Linked DNA regions of Homo sapiens: all the other regions are linked to region 1. Evidence: chromatin loops called from intact Hi-C (ENCODE). Cell type or tissue: dorsolateral prefrontal cortex. All regions are shown on one strand. Region 1 overlaps LOC124901752 (a long non-coding RNA gene). Region 2 overlaps DGKI (diacylglycerol kinase iota). Region 3 overlaps CREB3L2 (cAMP responsive element binding protein 3 like 2). Region 4 overlaps DGKI (diacylglycerol kinase iota). Region 5 overlaps DGKI (diacylglycerol kinase iota).

What was found. Peaks named below come from ENCODE experiments on the same cell type or tissue, not always from the same donor. Only the 100,000 strongest peaks of a DNase experiment are listed, where the experiment ranks them.
Region 2: it touches region 1 in a loop (4-fold over the local background); 14 of 110 quality-filtered maps call a loop at or near these places.
Region 3: it touches region 1 in a loop (10-fold over the local background); 110 of 110 quality-filtered maps call a loop at or near these places.
Region 4: a loop joins it to region 1, with 6 times the contacts of the local background. A loop is called at or near these places in 28 of 110 quality-filtered maps.
Region 5: a loop joins it to region 1, with 10 times the contacts of the local background. A loop is called at or near these places in 83 of 110 quality-filtered maps.

Annotation. Positions count from the first base shown.
Region 1 is chr7:138,006,965-138,011,964 of GRCh38, forward strand. The region is part of intron 2 of LOC124901752 (a long non-coding RNA gene); the gene reads left to right. Among named protein-coding and RNA genes, the nearest start is that of CREB3L2, 7.4 kb to the left of the region's middle. In dorsolateral prefrontal cortex, CTCF peaks have their summits at 2,049 (motif pointing left) and 2,253; a DNase peak (open chromatin) is centred at 1,959; H3K4me3 peaks cover 348 bases; H3K27ac peaks cover 392 bases.
Region 2 is chr7:137,814,622-137,819,621 of GRCh38, forward strand. The region is part of intron 1 of DGKI (diacylglycerol kinase iota); the gene reads right to left. Among named protein-coding and RNA genes, the nearest start is that of DGKI, 30 kb to the right of the region's middle. In dorsolateral prefrontal cortex, a CTCF peak has its summit at 2,307 (motif pointing right); no DNase peak of the experiment used is centred here; H3K27ac peaks cover 1,847 bases.
Region 3 is chr7:137,901,620-137,906,619 of GRCh38, forward strand. It overlaps CREB3L2 (cAMP responsive element binding protein 3 like 2), which reads right to left. Exons shown (of 12, transcript NM_194071.4): 6 at 4,083-4,229; 7 at 2,340-2,398. Among named protein-coding and RNA genes, the nearest start is that of CREB3L2-AS1, 49 kb to the right of the region's middle. RefSeq lists an enhancer at 2,417-2,917. In dorsolateral prefrontal cortex, CTCF peaks have their summits at 2,191 (motif pointing right) and 2,393; a DNase peak (open chromatin) is centred at 2,202; H3K4me3 peaks cover 497 bases; H3K27ac peaks cover 566 bases.
Region 4 is chr7:137,603,467-137,608,466 of GRCh38, forward strand. All of the region lies in intron 10 of DGKI (diacylglycerol kinase iota), which reads right to left. Among named protein-coding and RNA genes, the nearest start is that of DGKI, 240 kb to the right of the region's middle. In dorsolateral prefrontal cortex, CTCF peaks have their summits at 2,816 (motif pointing right) and 3,017; no DNase peak of the experiment used is centred here.
Region 5 is chr7:137,653,980-137,658,979 of GRCh38, forward strand. It overlaps DGKI (diacylglycerol kinase iota), which reads right to left. Exons shown (of 33, transcript NM_001321708.2): 4 at 2,487-2,561; 5 at 753-809. Among named protein-coding and RNA genes, the nearest start is that of DGKI, 190 kb to the right of the region's middle. In dorsolateral prefrontal cortex, CTCF peaks have their summits at 2,483 (motif pointing right) and 2,689; DNase peaks (open chromatin) are centred at 2,023 and 2,492.

The DNA.
Region 1 (5,000 bases):
GCAAGAATCTAATACCTTCCTAGGAAATCCAGGAAATCAGGATAGGCCTCAGGAATGTGAAATAACTTGGTAATGAGAACTCTGAGTACTGGGATAAAGAGTCAGACAGAAGGAGGGGAGAAGGAGAGCTGCTCCCCACCGCTGAGAAGTCCACCTGGTGTAGAAAATGAGCTGGAAAGAGACGGCACAGGTGCCTTGGCTTCAATTGGCTGTAGATTGCTTATTGATAGAGAATAGCCCCTGATGGGGGTGCTGGATAGAACCGTTCTGCCTGAAGCCAAGGAAACACGTCTCTCTGCCTCTCGGTTTCTCAAAGGGGTTTGGGGGGGTGGACTCTGAAAACCTAGAAAGCAGCCTGCCCTTGGAAACAGACCTCTTCCCATCTTGGCAAATTCAGAAATGGCCAAAGGCCCCAGGACAACAGGAAGAGCTACAGGTACGAGCAGCCAGAGTCACATACGTTGGTCCTTCTCCACCTCTGCTGACCTCAGGAGATCTTGAACTCCACCCTCCCAGGGCCACCCCTCGGCTTCACAATTACATGCTGAATTTATACTCGTACTAACCTGTCACTGTGTGGAGGCTGCTAATACACTACAGCTTGTTTAAAGACTGTAGAAAATTTGAAAATAAAACTTTATTATATTAAACCCCTACCTTACAACTTATATGAAAAAAAGCTTCAGATGGACTAAGGATATTAGTGTAAAATAAAACAAAGCCATCCAGAGAAACCAGAGATAAAATACTTTTATAATTTTGGTGTGAACAAGGTCTAGGCCTAATGTAAAAGGCAGAAAATATATAGGAAAAAATAGCTTTAATTTATACATAAGTATATGTGTCTGTGTGTCTATGTATGCACACACATAGCTATACAGAGATATACATCTTAACCTGTAATTAAATAAATGAGATTAAAATGTTATACATGTTACCGTTCGCATGAGTCATTTTGCAGTGAAGATTTTTTTTTTCCATTGTTTATCTGCTCATGGCCATCCCATCCCAAGAACACAGTGGTGACAGCCTGGTACGTATCATTCCATACTTCCTTTATGCTCATATAATCATATACAAATACACAGAGACAGAGAGAAGTTCAGTCACTGTTTTATTATGCACATTTCTCTGCAGTTTGCTCTTACCACTTAATAAGAGATCTTGAAAATCCCCCATCCTCCAGTGTGGATTTAATGCATTCTTGTTAGCAGCTGACTGGAAAAGGATGAAGCATTCTTCATGTTGATAAACAGGTTTTACTTCTAGAAACATCAATTGTATGACACCAGGATCATATGCTTTGCATGTCCCAATTTCCCGGTATGTGACCTTCTCCCGGTGATAGAAGATCAGGCTCAGGGTGTTGAATATTTTTTTTTTTTTTTTTTTTTTTGAGATAGAGTCTGGCTGTGTTGTCCAGGCTGGAGTGCAGTGTCGCCATTTCAGCTCACTGCAGCCTCCACCTACTGGATTCAAGCAATTCTCCTGCCTCAGCCTCCTGAGTAGCTGGGATTACAGGCGTACACCACCAGGCCCGGCTAATTTTTGTATTTTTAGTAGAGACGAGGTTTCACCATGTTGGTCAGGCTGGTCTAGAACTCCTGACCTCGTGATCCACCTGCCTCGGTCTCCCAAAGTGCTGGGATTACATGCGTGAGCCACCGCACACGGCCTCGGTGTGTTGAATTTGACAGCCTAAGGGCACACCCAGTGCCCAAGGAGCGGGGCTAGCAGGGCAGGAGAGGAACAGAGAAAGGGATCAGGCATGAAATGGTGTGAAGGGCCTGCGGGAGGGTTAGGCAAGACGCAGGGATAGAGAGGTTCAAGGATTGACACTGCTTTGCCACAATTTTTCCTCCAACCTCTGTAGGGCGCTCCCCTTAGGAGATTGTTGGCACCGTGTCACAAGAGAGGTTGGTGGAGGCAAGAGGTTCCTTAAAGGAGGACGGAGGACACAGCCAGAAACAAACAGCCCTTTAATTGAACTAGAAAAGACCGGAATTTCAATTTCAGCCGTTTTGGTCACTTCTCCAACACTGCCACCAAGTGGCTAAAGAGGAACAATGCAACTAGCAAACCCAAAGGGAAAGATTGCAAGAGCTGGGCAGTCATAAAATAAAACCACCATGGCTGGCTAATTTTTTTTATTTTTAATAGAGACAGAATCTCATTATGTTGCCCAGGCTGGTTTCGAGCTCCTGGACTGAAGCGAACCTCCTGCCTCAGACTCCCAAAGTACTGGGATTACAGGTGTGAGCCGCCACTCCTGGCCCCAGCAGTGGTAAAATAAAACCACATCTCACATTCCAGATTAATTTGCAACCCTCAGGTGGAGAGAGAGAACATTTTCATCAACCTAAAGAGTGCCTTCGTGCTGTTTGCTAGTCAGTGCTTCTCCAGAGGTCATTGCCTTTCTGGCTTCCATAGATCAGATTTGCCTGGTCTTGAGCATGATGCAAACAGAATTTTACTGCCTATACTCCTTGTCTGACTCACGCATCTGTGAGATGGGTCCATGCTGCTGCTTGTACAGCCTATTCTCATTATTTGCAGTAGCTCTGTTCTACAAAATCATCACAGACACTGAACCATTGCTCATAGGGAAAATAGGGGTTAGGTTCCTGGGAGACTCTGCTCATGACAATTTCATCAAGCAATCAGTACATATAAAGAAACAAATGTATCAATCTATGTTTAACGTGTATCAACTGATAAACATGCAGAAACAAAATAAAAGCAGATAACCTGGTTTTATGTGTGTTTCTGTTTAAAGACACCTTGTTAAATATATATTGGTGATTCATTAACGTTGAACTCATGGCCAACAGCACTGTAATTCACGACTGAACGAAACTTATCCATGCCTATTTTCCCCAAAAAACACATCACAGCCTTCTTGCACTTAGGAACATTAGACAGCACTTTACCCTTATGCTTGGGGCCATTTTAAACAGCAAAATCACCAACAAAGCACCACAAAAATGAATTTAATGCTATGTGTAGCACTAAATTGACCACAAAAATGATACTTGTTTTACCATATGACAGCCAGAACGAGAAGACAGAACTTGGTCTTGTTTGACCTCACCAGGATAACAAATTTTGGCTGCAGTGGGGCACACCAGGAGATTCAAATTTCTCACTGTTCTGTGCAGGTCCAAAAAATGGACCATAAGAATACCATGAGTATTTTAGGGTGACAAATAAATATCAGCAAGTAGCCAAATTCTCAAATACAGAATCCATGAATAAAGATCAACTGTATCTGTACTTTGGTCTGTGGAGTTTGTTGTTGTTGTTTTTGAGACAGGCTGTCACCGTGTCACTGAGACTGGAGTGCAGTGGTGGGATCATGGCTCACTGCAGCCTCGACCTCCCTGGCTCAAGCAATCCTCCCACTTCAGCCTCCCGAGTAGGTGGGACTACAGGCACACACCACCATGCCAGTTTTTCTGATGGGCTATAAGCTCTATAAAGTCAATCTCAATTCCTCAAAGCAGTCTTCTCATATCTGAAAATATGCCATTCCAGTCAAAGCCTTGGTAAAATACCCAGTGTCTCCACTTGTGACCTGTTACTAAACAAAAACAAAAACAGATTCTTATTGAACCTAAGCAAATAGCTGTACTGACATAAATTAAGAATACTCAAATAGTTTCCAAGTCCTGGAGAAATCAGGTAGAGAGAAATTTTACTCACGAGAGTATACTCAATTGTTAAAAGCTATAAATAGGCCAGGCGCGGTGGCTCACGCCTGTAATCCCAGCACTTTGGGAGGCCGAGGCGGGTGGATCACGAGGTCAGGAGATCGAGACCATCTTGGCTAACACGGTGAAACCCCGTCTCTACTAAAAATACAAAAAATTAGCCGGGTGAGGTGGCGGGCGCCTGTAATCCCAGCTACGCAGGAGGCTGAGGCAGGAGAATGGTGTGAACCCTGGGGGGCGGAACCCTGGCAAGCGGAACCTCGGGAGTGAGCCAAGATCGCGCCACTCCAGCCTGGGAGACAGCGAGACTCCGTCTCAAAAAAAAAAAGCTATAAATAACTCAAGTTTTCAGCTGGGCACAGTCGCTCATGCCTGTAATCCTAGTACTTTGGGAGGTTAAGGTGAGAGAGTAGCTTGAGCCTAGGAATTCAAGACCAGCCAGGGAAACATAGTGAGACCTCATCTCTACAAATAATAATACAAAAAATTATCTCAGTGTGGTGGTGCACACCTGTAGTCCCAGCTACTCGAGAGGCTGAGGTGGGAGGATTGCCTGAACCTGGGCAGTCGAAGTTTCTGTGAGCTGAGATCATGCCACTGCACTCCAGCATGGGCAACAGAGCAAGAACCCATCTCCCAAAAAAGGAAAAGAAAAAAAGTTTTCTTGACTCTGAAAAACAAAACAAAAAAGTATCAGCAATGTTTCAAACAAAAAAGGCATAAAAAATTATTTCAGTTATAAATTAGTTCAGTTATAAATTAGTAATTAACCTTTGTTCTGTCCAAGACTGGGCCAGCAATCTTCATGAACATATCAGCTCTTCAATGAAAGATCTGGCAATTTTCTCTCTAGTCCAATGACACAGCCTCCAAACTTAGAAACCTGCATTCAAGAGCACCCATCAGAGTCCTCTCCATGAACTTCCCTAAAGAAGAAGTAACTTTTGAACTGTAGCTGATCATAAACTACTTTTTGAGAAGAATCAAAGTAAAACAAGGACTGTCCATGGATGATAGAAGTCTTAGGACAGGCCAGGTGCAGTGGCTCATACCTGTAATCGCAGCATTTTAGGAGGCTGAGGAGGTGGATCACTTGAGTCCAGGAGCTCAAGACCAGCCTGGACGACACAGGGAGACCCTATCTGTACAAAAAATAAAGTAATTAGCTGGGTGTGGTGGCATGAGCCTGTAGTCCCAACTACGAGGGTGCTGAGATGGGTGGATCACTCGAGCCTGGGAAGCAGAGGTTGCTCAGTGAGCCGAGACCATGCCACTGCACTTCAGCCTGGG
Region 2 (5,000 bases), 190 kb before region 1:
CTTGCTAGATATACATCTTGGGAAAATAACCTCAGAGACTTGAGCTGCTCCAAACAACCTGGCACAAACATTGAGGTTTGAAATGAGACTAAGAAACAGACTCTGTAAGTATTATTAAATGTTATAAGCACCCCCGCTAGAGAACAAGTATAGAAAGGAATATGAGCCTATAAATATTCCAGAGGTAGACAAACCATGTATGTATATCACGTATATTTTAAAACAAAAAAATGGTACGCTGGTTTTAGGTCAAAAAGGCAGATGAACTAAAAGAAAATACACTCCTTCAGCAGCAATTCCTGCCACTGGATTACTCAAGACATCTCCAGTTTGGATAATGAAAGATTATGCTTCTCCTTGGCTAACTTGAATCCTGCTGAAAACATGGAAATATCAATAATTACCCAAAAGATCAGCTCTCTTTTTTCTTCCCAGGAAAAAATAAAAAAAAAAACTAAATAATATTGACCTTTGGCTCATAAAAGTAGAATTACTGGTTTTATTATTACTTTTCTTGGATATTTCTAGAACCTGAATTCCTTCCCCTGAATCTTTTAAAAATTCATCCCCCCTCCTTCGTCCTGGAGCAGCTAGAAAGAGAAGACACCATGTGCCACCCGAGAGGAGGGAGAATTCAGAAACTCGTCTTCCATATGTGAAGCCAACATGGCTGGTCATTCTCAGAAAATCATCTTATTTGAGTTGCTGGCCCAGCTTCTGCACAGGCTTTGGTGCTGGATTAGCTGCTCCCTTTCAGAAATTAGCTAAATGGCTTGCCTAAGAAGTCGGGGGTTGAGTGTATTTTGAAATAGAAAAAACAACAGAAAAGTTCACTGATCTACACATTTCTTCTTCTTCTTTTGATGTGGGTTACAAACAAATTTTCTAATGAAATGATACATTTATTCTCCCAATAAACATTTTCTAATTCACATATTCAACATCATCTATTTATTAATATTGAAAGACTACTAGATGTCAGCTATGGATGTTCACGCTAGGGACATGGATATGAACAAAGATGAAGATGTAGGCCTGTGGAAGTTTACGGGCTTAGGTGACACTCGTAGTACTAGCTATTATCTAACACCTCTCTTATGTCACTTAATACATTGAAAATATAAAATACTGTAGGTAGAACAGAGAGAGAAAAGATTAGTTCTACAAGGGAGAAAAGAGACTTTAGATAGAAGCTTGTGCCCAAAGCAGAACTTGAAATGTGACTCTACTGCTCTTTCTATTTTCATTATGGGTACCCTTTTATATTATATTATAGGCCCTTATATATTTGTGATGTCAGGGTGTTCCCTGGGTCTGTTCCCATCATCAACCTGTCCCTAAATAATCAAGTCTGCTCTCCTGATTTCAGTTCCCATTACAAATTCCACACTTCATCTGAAACCATTCTCTTGAATGAGAGAATCCTTTTCATGTTAGCCTTCACCTTGATGGCTCACAGGTCCCTTGAGTGCGATATGACCAACATTTAGTTCATTATATTTCCCGTCCATCTATGTTTTGGATGCATTGTTTGAAACCCCTCAAATCCAATTCCCAAGTCACTTAACCCCCAACTCCCCATAGCATTCTCAGACTAATAGCCACAAAAAGCATGTGTGAATAAACACACAAGATCACCTTGGGCAATTTACCTCTTGAACACTGCCCCTTGCTAGATGTACATCTTGGGAAAATAACTCTCTTTCTCAGTTGGTTCATATGTAGAATGGAAATAATCAGATACCTACCCCCTGAGGTTGTTTTGGGGATTGAGTTAATACATGCAAAATGCTTGGAACAGGGCCTAGTATCAATGGTAAAAATGAATGTTAACTACTGTGATTATTCCAGGAACTCAGAGTCTATGTCCAACTTACCACATTCTTCCACTCAGAACACCCATATATTGAACTTTTCCATGCATTTTCCAATGTGCCTCACACTATTCTAAGCTCTAGAGATACAGCAGTGAACCAATCAAAGACCTTGTGGTGCTTATATTTTAAAAGAGGAGAGACAGATAATAAAAATAAACAAATGCATAATATAACATTAGATGGTATCAAAAGGTATAAAGACAAAAAACATTGTTTTGTAATAGAGAGTGACAGAGAAGGAGAGGCAAATTTTTATATGACAATAGGGGGTGAGTAAGGAAGCTGCTAAAGAAGGAACTTTTGAGTTAAGACCTGAATGATGCAATCCAAATGTAAAAAGATCCGAAGAAGGGAGTCTCGACCTTGGCACTAATGACACTTTGGACCAGAGAGTTCTTTGTTGTGAGGGGCCATCCTGTGCATTGCAGGATGTTTATCAGCAGCCTGACCTCTAACCACTAGATGCCAGTAGCATCCCAGGAGTTATGACAAAATCTCCCTCACTGAATAGCAACACTAAAATGACAATTTAAGTGATAAACACTGTTATCATTCTCGTCTCACTTCTTGACCCAACTGATCATGTTATATTTCTCGGTTACCAACTTGCTTTTTATTTCCTAATCAGCCAAGTCATTTCCCATGGCCATACCTGTGCTTATGCTGACCTCTTGACCTTTGTAGAAGACCCTTCCCACCCCTCTTCAGCTGAACAATTCCCCATCATCCTTTCATCAATTCGATTCAAAGTGTCATCAGTTCAAAGTGTCTCATTGTCTAATTCATTTGTATTCAGTGTCTATAACACACAGTAGGTGCTTGACACATACTCGGTGCTTAATAAATATTTATTGAATGAATTAACTACTTTGCCCTCAGGATTTTACAATTATTTAGAGGCCACAAGATATATATACCTATAACTCTCAAATAATACTAAAGGTGATAAGTGACGTACATTCAATAATAACAAAGTGTTTATTTGAGTTCAGAATGAGGAAAACATACTCTTCAATGAGTACTTTTCTTATGTGTATAGAACAAGTAAAGACTGTTGCTGTCGAATTGTGACTCACCTTCCCCCAATACAGTCCTATAGTCACAGACCATGGTCATAATTTCACTAGTGATTAATAAAGCCCTTGCAGACCAGATGTGAGGATATTTGGTAGGTCACACTGACCATCACTCCTACTGGAAAATCAATCTGCAGATACCAGTGGATTATTTCAATGATAAGAGTCCTATGAATGTAGAGAATGCAAACTGTATCTGAGTGAGGCCAATGCTAAAAGGTACCTTCCCATGCCTTTCTTACCCGTTCTTACCCAGTCTTTAATATGCCACATCTGTTTTATTCCTATGCATATGTGTCCCAGGCCTTCTTAGCCACAGCAGGGGCTAACATCAGACACTATGTACTAGTACGAACTTATCAGTCATCCACAACCAGTACCAGTTGCTCCATATTTTGAATATTCTTATTGGCTTCACCATTACTTGGCTACACACTATCAATGACATTGTCTTACAGCATGAGAATCATATAGAAACCGTTTATTCCATTTGGTTACAAAGATGAGCTAACTGGGAATATTTTGAGAAGATGGCAGGCTACCAAGCTAAAAACCTTCTAAGACAAAATTGAAGGAAATACACCCAACCCGAAAGCAAACAAGCAACTCAGAGATTTAGAATTGCTCTGAAGTTGGTCCAAACTGCTCATCATGTGATTCCATTCCATAATAATCCTCTAGGTCAAAAGTTCAATAAGCATAAACTAATATTTAGGAGTCCAGAAATGTGTCATCAACCACACAAGTGCACTCCTCAGATGGCTCAAGTGGACCATTAAGCTTTGTGTATCTGTACATTCATGAACTGAGCTCCTGTCACACCATTTTGGCACATATTCCCATCTCCCACAATTTTTTTGTTTGTTTCTTGAGACGGAGTTTTGCTATTTTTGCCCAGGCTGGAGTGCATGGCGCAATCTCAGCTCACTGCAACCTCCGACTCCCAGGTTCAAGCCTCCCAAGTAGCTGGGATTCTCCTACCTCAGCCTCCCAAGTAGCTGGGATTATAGGCATGCGCCACCATGCCCGGCTAATTTTTTGTATTTTTGGTAGTGACGGGGTTTCACCATGTTGGTCAGCTGGTCTTGAACTCCAGACCTCAGGTGATCCACCTGCCTCAGCCTCCCAAAGTGCTGGGATTACAGGCGTGAGCCACCGCACCTGGCCCTCCCACCATTTTTTGCCCATATTTCCAACTCCCACCAGATTCCTATCTATCTATGGATCAAAAACTCAGGAAAAACTCAGCATAAGTGTATTACACACAAATCAATACACAGATAATTTCTATTTCCATGTATGTTGATAGTTCCTAAGACAATTAGAAATAACGTTAAACTTTAAAATAATGTTTTTCCCCTCAAATGACCTAAGCAACAGAAAAATCATTGTCAAATAAAGCTTCTACAAAAAGCCCTCCCAACTGCACAGAAGTGGAAATTTCCATTTTACAGGTGATGATCCTAAGGCTCTTCGACAGATTAAGTGCTTTAGCCATGGTCAAAAGCACGATCAAAGGCTGAAACAAGACTTGCATATTTAAACTCCAGCTTAACTGGGAACCTGGTGCTCCACTCCCTGCTTGATGCTACCTCTTAATATAGCTATTGAGTACAGCCCACATTTAAACACCTACTCACAGACGTTACACCAGATAACACTCCTCAACGAAGCTGTGTTCCCAGACCCACAGCTTTGTACCCACACAGAAAATCCAAGAACTTCAGACTACAAGGGAATTTTTTTTTTTTTTTTGAGACAGAGTCTCGCTCTGTCGCCCAGGCTGGAGTGCAGTGGCGCCATCTCGGCTCACCGCAAGCTCCACCTCCCAGGTTCATGCCATTTCCTGCCTCATCCTCCTGAGTAGCTGGGAATACAGGCGCCCGCCACCACGCCCAGCTAATTTTTTGTATTTTTAGTAGAGACGGGGTTTCACCGTGTTAGCCAGGATGGTCTTGATCTCCTGACCTTGTGATCTGCCCGTCTCAGCCTCCCAAAGTGCTGGGATTACAGGCGTGAGCCACCGCGCCCAGCCAGACTACAAGGG
Region 3 (5,000 bases), 110 kb before region 1:
CCTGTAATCCCAGCACTTTGGGAGGCCGAAGCAGGCGGATCACAAGGTCAGGAGATAGAGACCATCCTGGCCGACATGGTGAAACCCTGTCTCTACTAAAAATACAAAAATTAGCTGGGCGTGGTGGCACGTGCCTGTAATCCCAGCTACTCGGGAGGCTGAGGCAGGAGAATCGCTTGAACCCAGGAGTCAGATGTTGCAGTGAGCCAAGATCGCCACTGCACCCCAGCCTTGTGACAGAGCAAGATCTGTCTCAAAAAAAAAAAAAAAAAAGAAAAATAGAAGGAGCTGGGGCCGGGCGTAGTGGCTCATGTCTATAATCCCAGTAATTTGGGAGGCTGAGGCAGGCAGATCACTTGAGGTCAGGAGCTCAAGAATAGCCTGGCCAACATGGTGAAACCCCATCTCTACTAAAAATGCAAAAATTAGCTGAGCATGGTGGTGTGTGCCTGTAATCCGAGCTACTTGGGAGGCTGAGACAGAAGAGTCACTTGAACCTGGGAGGCAGAGGTTGCAGTGAGCCAAGATCATGCCACAGCACTCCAGCCTGGGCCACAGAGCGAGACTCTGTCTCCAAAAAAAAAAAAAAAAAAGAGGGAGCTGAGTGATGAGTGCCTGAATAATGAAAGATGAATAGTGACAGTACAAAATATGACCCTCTTTTAGGGTGTTACAACCTCTTTCCTCTCACCTCCTCCCTAGTGTTCTCAATGCCCATCATACTTCTCCCTCTATACTACAGTAATCTGGATACTCCCAGCTACACTCTTACCAGGACTGATAAGAAGTGAAGAGACTTAAGCAAAGGGCAGGACGAGAGCCCAGGACTAGGAATCCTGGTGCTGGGGCACGCATGCCCAAAAGAGACAGTAAAGAGACTTTCATAGGAACATCTTGACCCTGGATGCCCATAGAAAATGGTGGGACAGCATGGGACTACAGTCTTCCCACGGTATTCAGGGGGGATTAGTTCCAGAACTCCCCACAGATACCAAAATCTCCAGATGCTCGAGTCCCTGATTAAAAAATGGTGTAGTATTTGTATATAACCTTTACATATCCTCCAGTATATGTTAATCATCTCTAGGTTATTTATAATACCAAACACAATGTAAATACTATGTAAATATGTGTTATCTTGTATTTATAGTTGTATTATTTTTTATTGTTGTAGTTTTTTTTTATTGAGTTGTTTGGTTTTGGCTTTGGTTTTTTGAGACAGAGTCTCACTCTATCATCAAGGCTATAGTGCAGTGGCACAATCACAGCTCACTGCAGCCTCAACTTCCTGGGCTCAAGTGATTCTCCCCTCTCAGCCTCCTGAGTAGCTGGGACCACAGATGTGCACCACCATGCCTGGCTAATTTTTTTTTATTTTTTAGGGGGTCTGGCTATGTTGCCCAGGCTGGTCTTGAACTCCTGAGCTCAAGCAATCCTCTCACCTTGGCCTCCCAAAGCACGGGGATTATAAGAGTGAGCCATCACACCCAGCCTATTGAAGTTTTTTTCTGAATATTTTAGACCCATGGTTGGTTGAATCTGAGGACGCTGAACCCCCAGATATGGAGAGCCAACTATACTTAATGCTGCATTACCAGTACTTAAGTCAGGTGATAGAAGCACTAAACTTTCAATAGTAGCTTTGAGAAACAGCCAGGAACCACCAGCCACTCCTTTCCCCAGATCCACATGAAGTTCATTTCTGGGTCTGGGGCCTCATGCCCATCTTAAAAATATCTTGGTTTGTTAGCTAAAGAACTAACTTCCAGGGCTAAGACAAAACTGTATTTAATTCATCTTTTTCTAACAGCCCGCCTGATATTACAGACTTTTCAAAAGAACAAAGATTGCCTTCAAGTGTTTTTGCAAAAAAAAAAAAACATGAATTGTAGTGGCTGGAAAATAAAGGCTGCCAACCTGACATCTTTCTTTCCCTATGTGCCCTCTCTAGAGCATGAAGGAGTGTGGCCAATGGGGGCTGATTAAGTAGCACTGCTCCTTTCAGCTAAAACAGGGCTTCTCCTGCTAGAAGTTCCAGGAATGTGCAGGAATGTTAATATTTGTATGTGTTTGAAAAGAAGTCTGTGAGGACTCCGGGGTCCTTGGCTGGCAGTGGTATGATTCAAACACCTACTAAGGTACTTTCACTTCTTTCTTGCTTTATTATAGACGTCTCCTCCAAATAACCACTAGGTGGCAGGCAAACCACAGCTGATAAACCACCGGGTTTCCAAGGTGGCCAGAAAGAGGAATTGAACTGCTTCTCCCCGATTCTCCGCACACCCATATTTCCCTGTGCATACTGCCCGATGAACGCAACAGTTTGCCAGCAGGCTTACTTTTTCTCCAGGCTGTCCATGTATTCTTTCTTCTTTCTCCTACTTTCCTGAGCAGAAATCTGAGAGAGAGGAGTGGGAGGAGAATGATTAATTTCCAGCTCTGTAAGTAAACCAGTTAAGATGGGAGGTGGTTAGCGTAGAAGTCACCAAAGCCCTGCTTACTTCTGCAAGCTGCTTGCCATTTGTTTAAGCTGCTGGTTCATTGACTAGTCTGTCCTCCCGGGTTTCTAGCTGCCAAACTCACACCTACTTTCCTACAAACCAGGCCACCAGTAAAATGGACACTGAGTGGCCAGGAGCAGTGGCTTACACCTGTAATCCCAACACTTTGGGAGGCTGAGGTGGGCGGATCACTTGAGGTCAGGAGTTCGAGACCAGCCTGGCCAACATGGTGAAACCCTGTCTCCATTAAAAATACAAAAAAATGGCAGGCGCAGTGGCTCTAGCCTGTAATCCCAGCACTTTGGGAGGCCAAGGCGGGTAGATCACCTGAGGTCAGGAGTTCAAGACCAGCCTGGGCAACATGGTAAAACCCCGTCTACTAAAAATACAAAAATTAGCTGGGCGCGGTGGTGCATGCTTGTAATCCCAGCTAATTGGGAGGCTGAGGCAAGAGAATCGCTTGAGTCCGGGAGGCAGAGGTTGCAGTGAGCTGACATTGTGCCACTGCACTCCAGCCTAGGTGACAGAGAGAGACTCCATCTCAAAACAAAAAACAAAAAACAAAAAAATTAGCCGGGCATGGTGGCACACGTCTGTGGTTCCAGATGCTTGGGAGGCTGAGGTAGGAGAATCACTTGAACCTGGGAGGCAGAGGTTGCAGTGAGCCGAGATCATGCCACTACACTCCAGCCTGGGTGACAGAGTGAGACTCTGTATGAAAAAAAAAAAAAAGAAAGAAAGAAAAGAAAAGAAAACAATGGACACTGAGTGAAGAGCCAGGCCAGAACATGTGGCTCACAAACCATCAGTGTGGTCTCAGATAAATGAGTTTAACTCCTGGACCTCTGCTGGCTGAAGTACATATATAAAATAAGACAGCTGGCTTGGTCATACATCAACTTGCTGCTGGTTCCGCACATGGATAGAGTGACACTAAGCTCTTGTCTTCCTTCCCTCTTTGCCCCCTCCCTCCTGGTAGGCCTGTGCCTCAGCCATCCCCCTGGTTTTCATCAGGCCTGCTCAGCACTGAGGGGCCCAGGGGTAGGAGACTACTGAGTCCAAATATAGACCAGCAAACTGCAGAAGTTTTGTGATCACAAAACCCTACCAAGAAAAAAAAAAATTAACCAAGCACTTGCAATGTATTTGTATCTTATATATATATAATATATATATATGCTGTATTTTATATAGATACATAGAGTACATATATATGTCTACTAGAGGAAACTATTGTATATATCATACACCCAAAATTTAAAAGGCTGAGTTAAAAAAAAAAAAAAAAAACTAGATGGAAATTCTAATAGCTTCCTCCCACCCGTAAATGTATCATCGTGGGCACCAAAGAGGTAGATACTGATCTGGGAGTCTGCTGGCCTCAAGAGGGATGGGATGGGCTGGAGGAAGAGAGGGGCACGTGGTGAGGGTGCTCCTCCCAGGGCTTAGGGAAGGGAAGGGCTGGGCCTTGGTCTCCACCATGGGATGGGGTAGTGCTGGCCGTTGGGAAGGCAGGGAAAGGGATGCTGACTCGATTCTGCTCGTCTCTGCTCTAGAAGTGCCTAGATTTGAAGAGCTCACCTTATTCTTGATCTTCCTCCGAATTTTCTTCAGGGCCTTCTCCTCTGATTTTGACAGGGGCAATTTGGTGGGGATGGGATAGCCCTCAGCGATCAGGGTCCTCTTCTCCTCCTCTGTCAGGACCAGAGGGCCTGATCCCTGCAGTTTCTGTGCAGACCAAGGAGCAGAAAAGGGTCAAAGAAAAAGAACTGGGACCACTGAAGAATCACCTCCCAATGGGATGATGAGAATCTGTTACAATGTCTTACAGAAGGCTCTGAGACAAGGATGCCCCATCTGCTTTGGGTGACAGATGGGTATTTTGAAGGGCATGGGAAGATGGGGAAGACACCCCCATGTGAGTGTTATAACCTAGGGATTATAATTCAAGGGAAAGAATAAAGAAGCCTCCACCCATTATTTCCCGGGAAGCACCCTACTCGCTAAAACATGAAAAGAAAAAGCAGAGAAGTCATTTCCCACATCCCTAGAGATTTCCTGGCCTTGGAGTGATGAAGGATTCATTTGCAGCCCTGCTTTGTGCAAGAATTTTGTTGTTCTCCTTCTGAAAATGCAGTTTTATAAGGTGCTCTCTACACAACAGGAGTCAATTCTCTCCTCCACTTTTAGCTAAGAGTGCAGAGCACCCAGGGACACATCTGCAGACTCTTTCCACAGAAGCCTCTGGCTTCAGCAGTCTCAGAATGTCCATCAACAATGAAGACAAGAACAGTAGCACATCTCATGGAACCCACAGTAGAATGGCATGTTTATAATTAATCAAACAGAGTCCCTATTGCATTTTAGCTCCATACTAAATGCCATGGAGGACTCAAAACAAACCCTACCTCTCAAGCAGCTTGTGATCAAGACTGTGAGACTGAACTGATACCCATGAAAGGATAAGAGTAATTAAATGCTAAACTGTAATCTTAGCTG
Region 4 (5,000 bases), 400 kb before region 1:
AAACAATCCAAATAGAATGCCTCATTTATTTGATAAATACGTATTAGGCCCCTACTCTGTCCATGTGTACCGTCGGGATCTCAGAACTTACTGGAAGGAGAGCAATACAAAATAAATTAATTCACCAAAGATGGGAACTTCTCTGATACAGACGTCTGCTAAGGAGGATGAGTGCCCAGAGGAAACACTCTTAAGCCCAAGTTGAGAGATTAGAAGGCGTTGTAAGTAAAATATCTGAAATGTGTCTTGAAAAATGAGTAGACTTAACTATTTCTTTCCACCTCGAATAGATGAAGAACCTTCAGGGTAAAGGCACAAAAGGTGTGAAACAGCAAGACATCCCATGAAAAAGCTACATTCTGTTCACTTTTCTGAACCATGAGACAGGGAGTTGCGAGAGAGGAGACAGCTGAAGTGAGCTGTGGTTTAAATAATGTATGCTGAGAGGCTTAGGCTTTAATTTATAGAAAACAAGGAGTCACTGAAAAGTCTTCATTAAGAGATTCAGACCAGCTTTTTTTTCTCCCAGACTGACATTTTTTATGCATCGCTCTGGCTACAGACTAAGGAACCAGACCTATCACAGGAGCTAGTTTGGGTCTTAGCTGCCCAATCCTCCCACCAATACTATGATTTCAGAAATAGGACTTTCCATAGGTTCATCATTTGGTTGTTTTAATTCCATCTGTTGAGGCTAGCTGGACAAGAAGATGTTGAGGCTGCATTTTGACAAGTGTCCTCGTCTACTGACTTCCCTCTGCCCTCTTCCCTGCCTACTCTAAACCTTAGGGAGCCTGCACTTTTATCTAAACATAATGATCCTTGAATTATCACTAGGTTGAGAAGTTTCCAGTACTGCAAAAAAGTAACTACTTCATTAAAGTTGCTTGTCCAATTATTTAGAAACAGTTTTGGGACTCAAATTTCTCATCTGAAGTTATTTACTCTTTCTGTCTTCCCCTTCTCCCCACCTTGATGTGACTGGCCCCTGACTTAGGAGGGGTGGCCCTAGTCTGAGAAAGCCGATTCCCAGATGGTGGTGTAAACTCAGCTGCCATGTGTCTGTCCACAGACTGGACACCTCTTCCTCGATCACCCTACTGATAAAGACCCTGGGACCTGTAATCCAAGGATCCAACTCCTGCCATACTTCTACCCCAGGATTCCACATCGAACAGTGTGCAAAGCCAGGGTCTGGATCCCTTGGCTCTCAGGGATGATCAGATAGAATCATCCTAGAGGTCAGAACATTGCTTTACCCTGAAGTTAAAGTCTAGGTCACTGGAAGAGAAAGTCATGAGAGAACGTGAGGGAGAGACAGTGTGAAAGCAGGAAACACTGAGAGATATCACAGGATTCTATAAAACTCAGAAAGATGCTAATGAGTCCAGGACCTCAAAGAAAAATCTAAGTTTTGACATTAAGGCAAACAGAAGTGTAAGGGAGGGGACGTATTTCTCTAGTACTCGAAAGTTTCCACACATAGGAGGGGATTGCACTGGAGTAAACTTTATGTTACACTTACTATCTCTTTCCACCGAAGGAGGTATTCAAAGTTGAAATTTTTGGCTGGGCACAGTGCTATAATCCCAGCACTTTGGGAGGCCAAGGCGGGCAGATCACCTGAGGTCAGGCATTCCAGACCAGCCTGGCCAACATAGTGAAACCCCGTCTCTACTAAAAATACAGAAATTAGCCTGGTGTGGTGACACATGCCTGTAATCCCAGCTACTTGGGAGGCTGAGCCAAGAGAATTGCTTGAACCTGGGAGGTGGAGGTTGCAGTGAGCTGAGATCGTGTCACTGCACTCCAGCCTGGGTGACAGAGCAAGACTCCGTCTCAAAAATATAAAATAAAATAAAATAAAATAAAATAAAATAAAATAAAATAAAATAAAATAAAATAAAATAAAAAAAGTTGAAATTTTGGTCCCTGATTCCTCAAATAAGTCAAATCCCAATAAAATAATAGCAGCAGTGCTACCAAGCTCTACAGCTTTGCAAAACACCCAGTGTCATCGCTACCTTAAGAGTGTTGGAAAAACAAAGAGACAATTACTGCTAAGTTTAAAAGAAGAGATTTAACAACCTAGGTGTTCATCAGTGGAAGAATGGATAAAGAAACTGTGGTATATATACATAATAAAATACTATTTGACCATAAAAAAGAATGAAATCCTGTCATTTGCAGCAACAAAGATAGAACTGGAGGTCATTATGTTAAGTGAAATAAACCTGGCACAGAAAGACAAAAATTGACATGTTCTCACTCATATGTAGTAGAGCTAAGAAAGTGGATCTGACAGAGGTAGAGAGTAGAATGATAGTTACCAAAGACTGGGAAGGGTGTGGTGGGTGTGGGGGATGACCAGACGTTGGACAGTGAGTAAAAACATACAATTACATAGAAGAAATAGGTTCTAGTGTTTGCACAGTGGGGTGACTATACTTAACAACAGTATATTGCACATTTCAAAATAGCTAGAAGATTTGACATATTTCAAACACAAAGAAATGATAAATGTTTGAGGTGATAGATGTGCTAAATACACTAACTTGCTCATTATACATGCCATAAATGTATCAAAATAGCATATGTACTCCATAAGTATGTACAAAAAGAATGTATCAATTTAGAAAAAAAATTAAAGAGTTTTAAAATATGGGATTTCTTAAAAGAGAGACATAGAAGCAGTCCTTACACGGTTCATCCCAATACATTCCTTCAAAATGTTTTTCTTACACAAGTAAAATATTATATAAAGAGAAAAAGCTATTTTTCTTGCCAGTAGGTGGCAATATTGTCCAGTAATTTACTTAGAAGACTAAGCAAGTTAAAAATTTTTTAAAAAAAAAGAAAAAAAAAGTCTAAAGCCTAAGTTTCAAAGACAGAAGGAGATAGGAATCCTTTATATCTAAAAGCAGGTGAGTGGAATAAGTAAATTATTAAAAGGCAAAACTCAAGATTTAACAAAAAGTATCTATTTTTCTATTTATCACAGTAAGCCCCTGCTAACCATAGTATGGTTCTCTGAGCAGCAGTCTCAGCACCTGCGAGCTTATTACGAATGCAGCATCTTAGGGCCCACCCCGACTTACTGAAGCAGAATCTGCATTTTAGCACAATTCCCATCTGAATCATACGCACATTAAATTCCACCATATTATTCCTCTGTTCAAAAGCCAAAAGATTTTTTAAACTAAAATATTTTAAACAGCAAAAAAACTAGTTTCCATTGCATAAATCCAAAGTCTTCAACCTGAAGTATCCTGTTTCTTGAAGACGTGATTCCATAGGATCATTCTAATCTTTAATCACATTTCCAATAACTTAATATGCATGCACCACTCATCATATTGTCCTCAAAATGAATAATCGGCATCATGACATCTGTTCTTCTAATCCTATTATACAATTATTTAACTATGTGCCGTGTTCTAGAAATCACAGATTCAATGGTGGACCTGTACCCCAACAGTGAAGACGCACATAGAGCAGTTATGTTACTGTTCATATCATGCAAGTGTGTACCAAGGGCTATCGGGGCATAGTGGACAGGATGATTGATCTCGAGAAATGGTTCAGAAAGGCACCACTGAGCCTCGAAGGATGAACAAGAATTTGCTGAACAGGAATCTGCCACAGTAAAGAGCAGGAAAAGGACAGACCTTCCAGTCTTCTCTCCTCTGCATAACTAAGTAGTACCCATCTTTGATTTCAGCCATGTCCATGACACCATTTCCTTATCACTCCCAAGTCACTGCTTACCTCTGAAATATCATAGCACTGCAGTCTGAGCCACTCAATTTAGAAGTCACATGCAGTTAATGTTGCTTAAATTATTTTCCATTTGTTCCTTTTGTGTCATTTACAAGATGTCTTTAGAAAATTCATTTTAAGCTTCCTTGACCTCCCTTTTCTATTTAGTGAAATAGGAAGCAATATTAGATAATCTCTGAAGTCCCCGTCATTAATAATTTACACATAGACTGGAATAGGAACAGGCTATGTCTTAACTGGATCATCAGCTCCTTAAAGAAATAGATAACTTACTAGCCTCTGTGCGCCCTAGGAAAGAGAGCTTATAATGATTTAATAAATGCATCTTATATGTGGACTGTCATGACAAAATATATTTGAAACTAATTGATATGTGGTGCTCAGGTGGCCAAAATCATGGAACTAATTACATTTCCATGTTTCAGGGTTCCCAACTGCATCTCTAACCTTTGATAGAACATAGGGATACTAGCCCAAGAGAGTGGGTATTGTTCAGGGAAAATTAAACCTCATTTCAAGGAAACCCATGTCTAGGTCCTCCTCTAATGATGTCTTAGAATTGCCATCATTACTCCATAAAGATCTCTCAGCAACTCAAAAATGCAGGACTTGAAAACAAATGGTTTCTTTGCTTACACAAATTTCTTTTCCTTGTTCTCCAAAATGTTAATACACATTTTTACCATATCAAGTTTTTGAGAATTTTGAAGGCAGAGATGAAAGGAAGAATAATATTTCATTTAAATCATAAGCTCCCATAAGAGAAGTTTTATTGTAATTAATACATTCTGGACAATGCCCATTGTCTTTAGTAATAAGAACATCATCTTGGACCAGTGGGTCAATCCTATTTATACAACTTACCTTCCTTATATGGGATGACTAAAGGGTTTCAAATCTCCAGTTGTTTATTGTAAAACTTGAAGGAATCTTGTCTCAAAATGTAAAATATATACTTCGTGGATAAAGAAAATATTTTCTCATCCAAACTCAGAAGAAAATAACAGAAAATTAAAGCCCATAGAAGAGTATTGATAAGAAGCCTCAGAGAGTGGGAAGATAATCGGATGAAGAGACAAAGACCAGGATTCAAGAACAAATTCTGTCCTTTATAGACCAGTGTCACTTTAGGCATGCCTTTAGACTTAACTTTTCTAAGTCAATTTCTTTATTCTCAAATGAGATAAGTATCTGTACTATTGGATTTGGGCTAGGACCAA
Region 5 (5,000 bases), 350 kb before region 1:
TAACACAGGAGGGTTCTTGCCTGAACTGTGCTTGCTGTCTCTGCTAAATAAAATGTGAACAAATAAGTGCTGTCTCCTCTTGTCATACCTCTGCTTCCCACTAACACATCAGTAACAACTCTTCATTCTAACTTCCTCTTTACCTGTTTATCTTCACGACCAGACTGGAGGGTCAGGGACTGAGAACTGAATATAGTTCTAGCTTATGATGTATTTATTTTTTACTTAACAAATGAAAACACTGAGATTTAGAGAGCTTAGGTGAGACGCCCAAGATCACACACATCAAGGCTGGTTTTGAAAGCAGACCGTCTGACTCCAGGGCTCATAGGAATAACCAGTTACTGTGCTGCCCCATGAATGGCTTATACCCACTCAAAATTGAAAAATGCACTTAAAATCAACCAGAACACATGGCAACAGAGCGACACTCTGTCTCCAAATAAATAAGTAATAAAAGTCTATTTCTTTCTTACCCCTTCAATTCTATCACTACCACCTTCCTCTAGTCTCTGGTTCATTTGGTAAGACCTTAAACTCCCCAGTACATTTTATGAGAATAAAGTCCAGTGTGCACATGTTGAAAAGACTTGAAGATTTTATTGATTGTGCTTATTGATGTGTTAACAAAAAATTGGCATGCAACAGAAAGAGATAGAATTTATTTTTTATTCCCTGGTGAATATCTATGAATCCACTGAATCAATGAGAAATCAAAGGTGATACTTGAAATCAAGCTCTGAAATACTCACTTCTCTTGGTGACCTTGAGCCTCCTTCTCGAAATGTTGGTTTACATCTGAAATTAATCTGTCATTCAAAAAGAAAAGTATATTATATTAGAGATAAGCATCAGACTAGACTGAATTACCTGAAAAAAAAAAAAACAGTGACAGATATTGAGACTGAAAAGCAAAACCTCCAAAGAACAAGGAATAATACTCTTCTTAGTCTTTTGAAATCATCACATTAGATAATCAACAGAGATCCCAGGTGATTCTATATCTCCAACCCCTTTCCTTCATTCTCACAAATCAAATCTAAGTATCTTTAAACGATAATGCTCTTACACCATAAATTTGAGAAACTGAGATAAGAAAGAGCCAGAGGAAAGATACTGGCAGCTTAAACTACCCAGCTGGGTTTCTGATTGTAAAAGTAGAAAATATAAACTTGAGTTTTTTTAGTATTATGACAATTATTCAAAGACAACAGAGTTATTCTTTTTTTTTTTTTTTGAGATGGAGTCTCATTCTGTCACCCAGTCTGGAGTGCAGTGGTGTGATCTCAGCTCACTGCAACCTCCGCCTCCTGGATTCAAGCAATTCTCCTGCCTCAGCCTCCCGAGTAGCTGGGACTACAGGTGCGTGCCACCACATCTGGCTAATTTTTTGTATTTTTAGTAGAGACGGGGTTTCACCGTGTTAGCCAGGATGGTCTCCATCTCCTGACCTCGTGATCCACCCATCTTGGCCTCCCAAAGTGCTGGGATTACAGGCATGAGCCACCACACCCAGCCCAGAGTTATTCTTTATAAAAGGATTCAGCACTGCTTTTCTTTTAGATGTGGAGGTCTCCTAGTAGGCACATTGACATTTCGGTTAGCTACTCGATAAAGTGAAAGGAGCAAAAGAATGAAGGCAGAGATGAGTAAGTGAAGTTGGGGCAGAAAAGAAAATATTAAGATAACATGTTGGTAGTCATTGCCACAAGATATCAGCTAGGATCAACTGGTCATGTCAGTGAAACTACATGAATGTCATGGGGGACTAAAATATTTCAATGCATTTACCCATGACAGCTCAAGAACATAGATAATACACAGAGAAACACACACATTAAAATGTAGTGGGAAGTGTGAAAGGAAAGAGGATGGCAGGCAACTCACTATTGGAGCCTTTCCCATCCCCTAAATGACAAATAAATGGACTTTGCCGAATCCACTGATTCTGGAGGCACACCACCACCGGGATGTCACTTCCAGCCCCACCCACACATTTGAGCAGCAACAGGAGGAGCACTGCCCCAGCAGAGTGAGAGCCGGCTTCCAGCGTGGCTCGCTCCCTTGCAGGCACTTTAGGAAGACGTAAACCACACAAGTCAGATATATGTGAACAACAATTATAAACAGCTTATAGAACTTCTTCCTTCTTAAACAGCTTGTGGAACAGCCTATGGGTGGATAGTAATGCTTGAACTGAGATGATATAATAAGAGAATCAGTGCACACCAGGCTTTTCCATCTAACTGTGTTCTTCCTTTTCCCAAGAGTCAACGTAAAATGATATCAAATTACACTTCAGCAAACAAGAGAGTGAACGACCCTTAAACATTGTCTTTCCATTAGTAATCTGGTAATAATGTTGGACTTCCAGCTTTTTTTTAAGGGCATTGTTTTCAAAAAGTTGGAACTGGAAATTTACACCGGGCCTCTGAAGACCAAATACTTGCAATGTAACAAAACTGCAGCAGGGGGCGCGCTCTTACCTTTTCTAGCTGCTCAATGCAGGCGGTGTGGACGACGATTTTACAGACTGCACACTTCCTCCTGAGAGCTGATTTCTACAATATTCAATTCAAAAGACAAAAAAGAAATGTTAACAGTCTGTTCTGAAGAGTTCCCTAGTATTAAAGTGGGCATATATAATAAATACATAAATACAGCAAACATTGTAATTATTTCTATTACAAAGCAAATTTAAAACTTCATCTTAAATATTGAATAAACTGACAAACTTTATCAACAGTCTCTGCACTCACCAAGTAGCTCCACATCTGCATGATTTAGGGTGGGCTAGATTGTCTCTTCAAATAATAATAATAATAGCTCCAATATTTTGAGCATATAACAAGAACTGGCTCTTTGTTCTGTCATTTCTAAGTTTCAGAACCTTACAATATAGGCATTATTCTCTTCCATTTTAAAATATTTTCTACATTATCACTCAAGTAGCTAAGGGGCAAGACCAACATCCAAACTCAGATCTAAGTTGAAAACAGGCATTCTTTCCCTATTGCCAAAGAGTCTAGATTTCCAGGGGCCAGTCATTTTAGGCTTCTATCCCAGGCATGAGTCTAGACTAAGTTACTTCGGTTTCTGCCCAAATCTTCCAGAAGTAAAGGAAGGCAAGTTCAGCTTTTACGCCCAGGAAACAATAATAAGAATAGCAACAAAAGCAGGAAACGCTGCTAATAGGAATATAGTATTTGCTATCTGTTCTTATAAGCACTTCACAAATGGTAGTTCACTTAACCCTCACAACCCTATGAAACAGGCCCTATTCTTAATTCCATTTCACTGATGAGAAAACTGCCCAAGGTCAGTGAATTAAGGCACAGCAGGGCCAAGTGGTCTGGCTTCAGAGCTCATGCTTATAAGCATTACACAATTCGGCCTCTCTGACAGTCAGTATTAGTTTAAAATTATAATGAAATAAAACTTTTTAAAGTTTATCTTTTTCTCTAATGATAAAAAATGGACTGCATGGAGAGAGATGAATGAGCAGAATCTACATTTCATGACTGCCAGTGTCATGCAGGATCTAAGATAGGAAAGTTCAGCCCTCTCTATAAAGGACAGACTGGAAGGAGGATTTGTATGAATAATTTCTGTGTTTGAGCCTGAAAGAAATGTACTATAACTAAGCCTGTCTGTCAGATGGGCTATCAAAGCATCCAAGTGTGAAAGGTCCTGAGTTCCTGTCCTCTTAGAGATTGCTGGCAACCTTCCCCTTCCGAGGAGTGGTTTCCCCTGCTGAGGTATAATTTTTGAGTCAACTGTGTCAGGTAGGTGAGAAGAAATAAAGCATTGCTGCGGCCAGAGATTTGAAGAGCTGCAAACCACCACTTTGGAGGGGTAGGATTAGGAAAGAAAATGCAGCCTCATAGGTCTTGGACAGCTGCATTCATTCAACATGGGGTATTTACACATTATCAGCCACCAACAAAGAACCTAAAACACTGCAGTACCGCTGCCATGAAACTTGTAGAAGAAATCCACTGACTGAGATTCCTTTATTCTGCTTGCAGATGCTTTTATCACTCTCGGATTTCCTCTTCCTGAGGGAAGAACATGGTGTAGCACATGAAATACATTTGACAATTGCTTTTGCACATAACAATGATAAAAGAAACCAAAGCATCTAGCTACACTACTGAACAGTGTCTTGTTCTACTACTAAAAAAGAAAAGAAGAAGAGAAAAAGAAGGAGGGGGAGGAACAAGAAAACATACAGTAGTAATCGTAGTAACACAGCAGTAGCAATCAAAAGGACAATCAAAAAATTCTATTTTGCTCTACAGGGTAGAGCACCCATAAGCAAATCATGGTTTCCCTTCTGTTTCCTATGGATATCCTGGTGCGAATCACTGCTTTGGCACCACCTGTGGAAAATGCATGGGGCATTTGAGTCACATTGCTAATCAGAGTTATAGCGACACAAAGGAAACTGGAGTTGATTTTAGTCTATTCATTTCCCATGAAACTCCTAGTAAATTACATTGTGGATAAGCAATGCAATATTACCACAGGTAGGCAACCACTTACAGGCTGTGATTTAAGGATGCCTGAAAAGCCTCCCTCCTTGCCAATAACTCCTGTCCTAGTCTAGCTTCGTGCTTGACACTACGCTCTGCATTAAGTTCTATGGAGTTCCAGGGATTTCTTAGTCTGTTACGAAAGTCACTGAAGATGGAAGGAAGATGCGGAGAAAACTCAGGAAGCCTCATGCATTCAATGAAATGCAATGCCTCCTCCTTTGTTTTACAAATCAGGATTCTGAGTCAAAACATCTTTTGCACAAGGGATCTGGGCTAGAAGAATTTGAGAACTGGTGCATTAAGATATGCTATCTCTCAGCCTTCTGGAACGTCATGTAAATGCACTAACATCATTCATATGGAAAAACTGAAGTGCAACGTTCCGCAGATGATAATATATGGAGTCGAGTGCTGTAAGTTCTAAAACTGATTTTAACTGAACTATATTGATTTTTAAAAGAT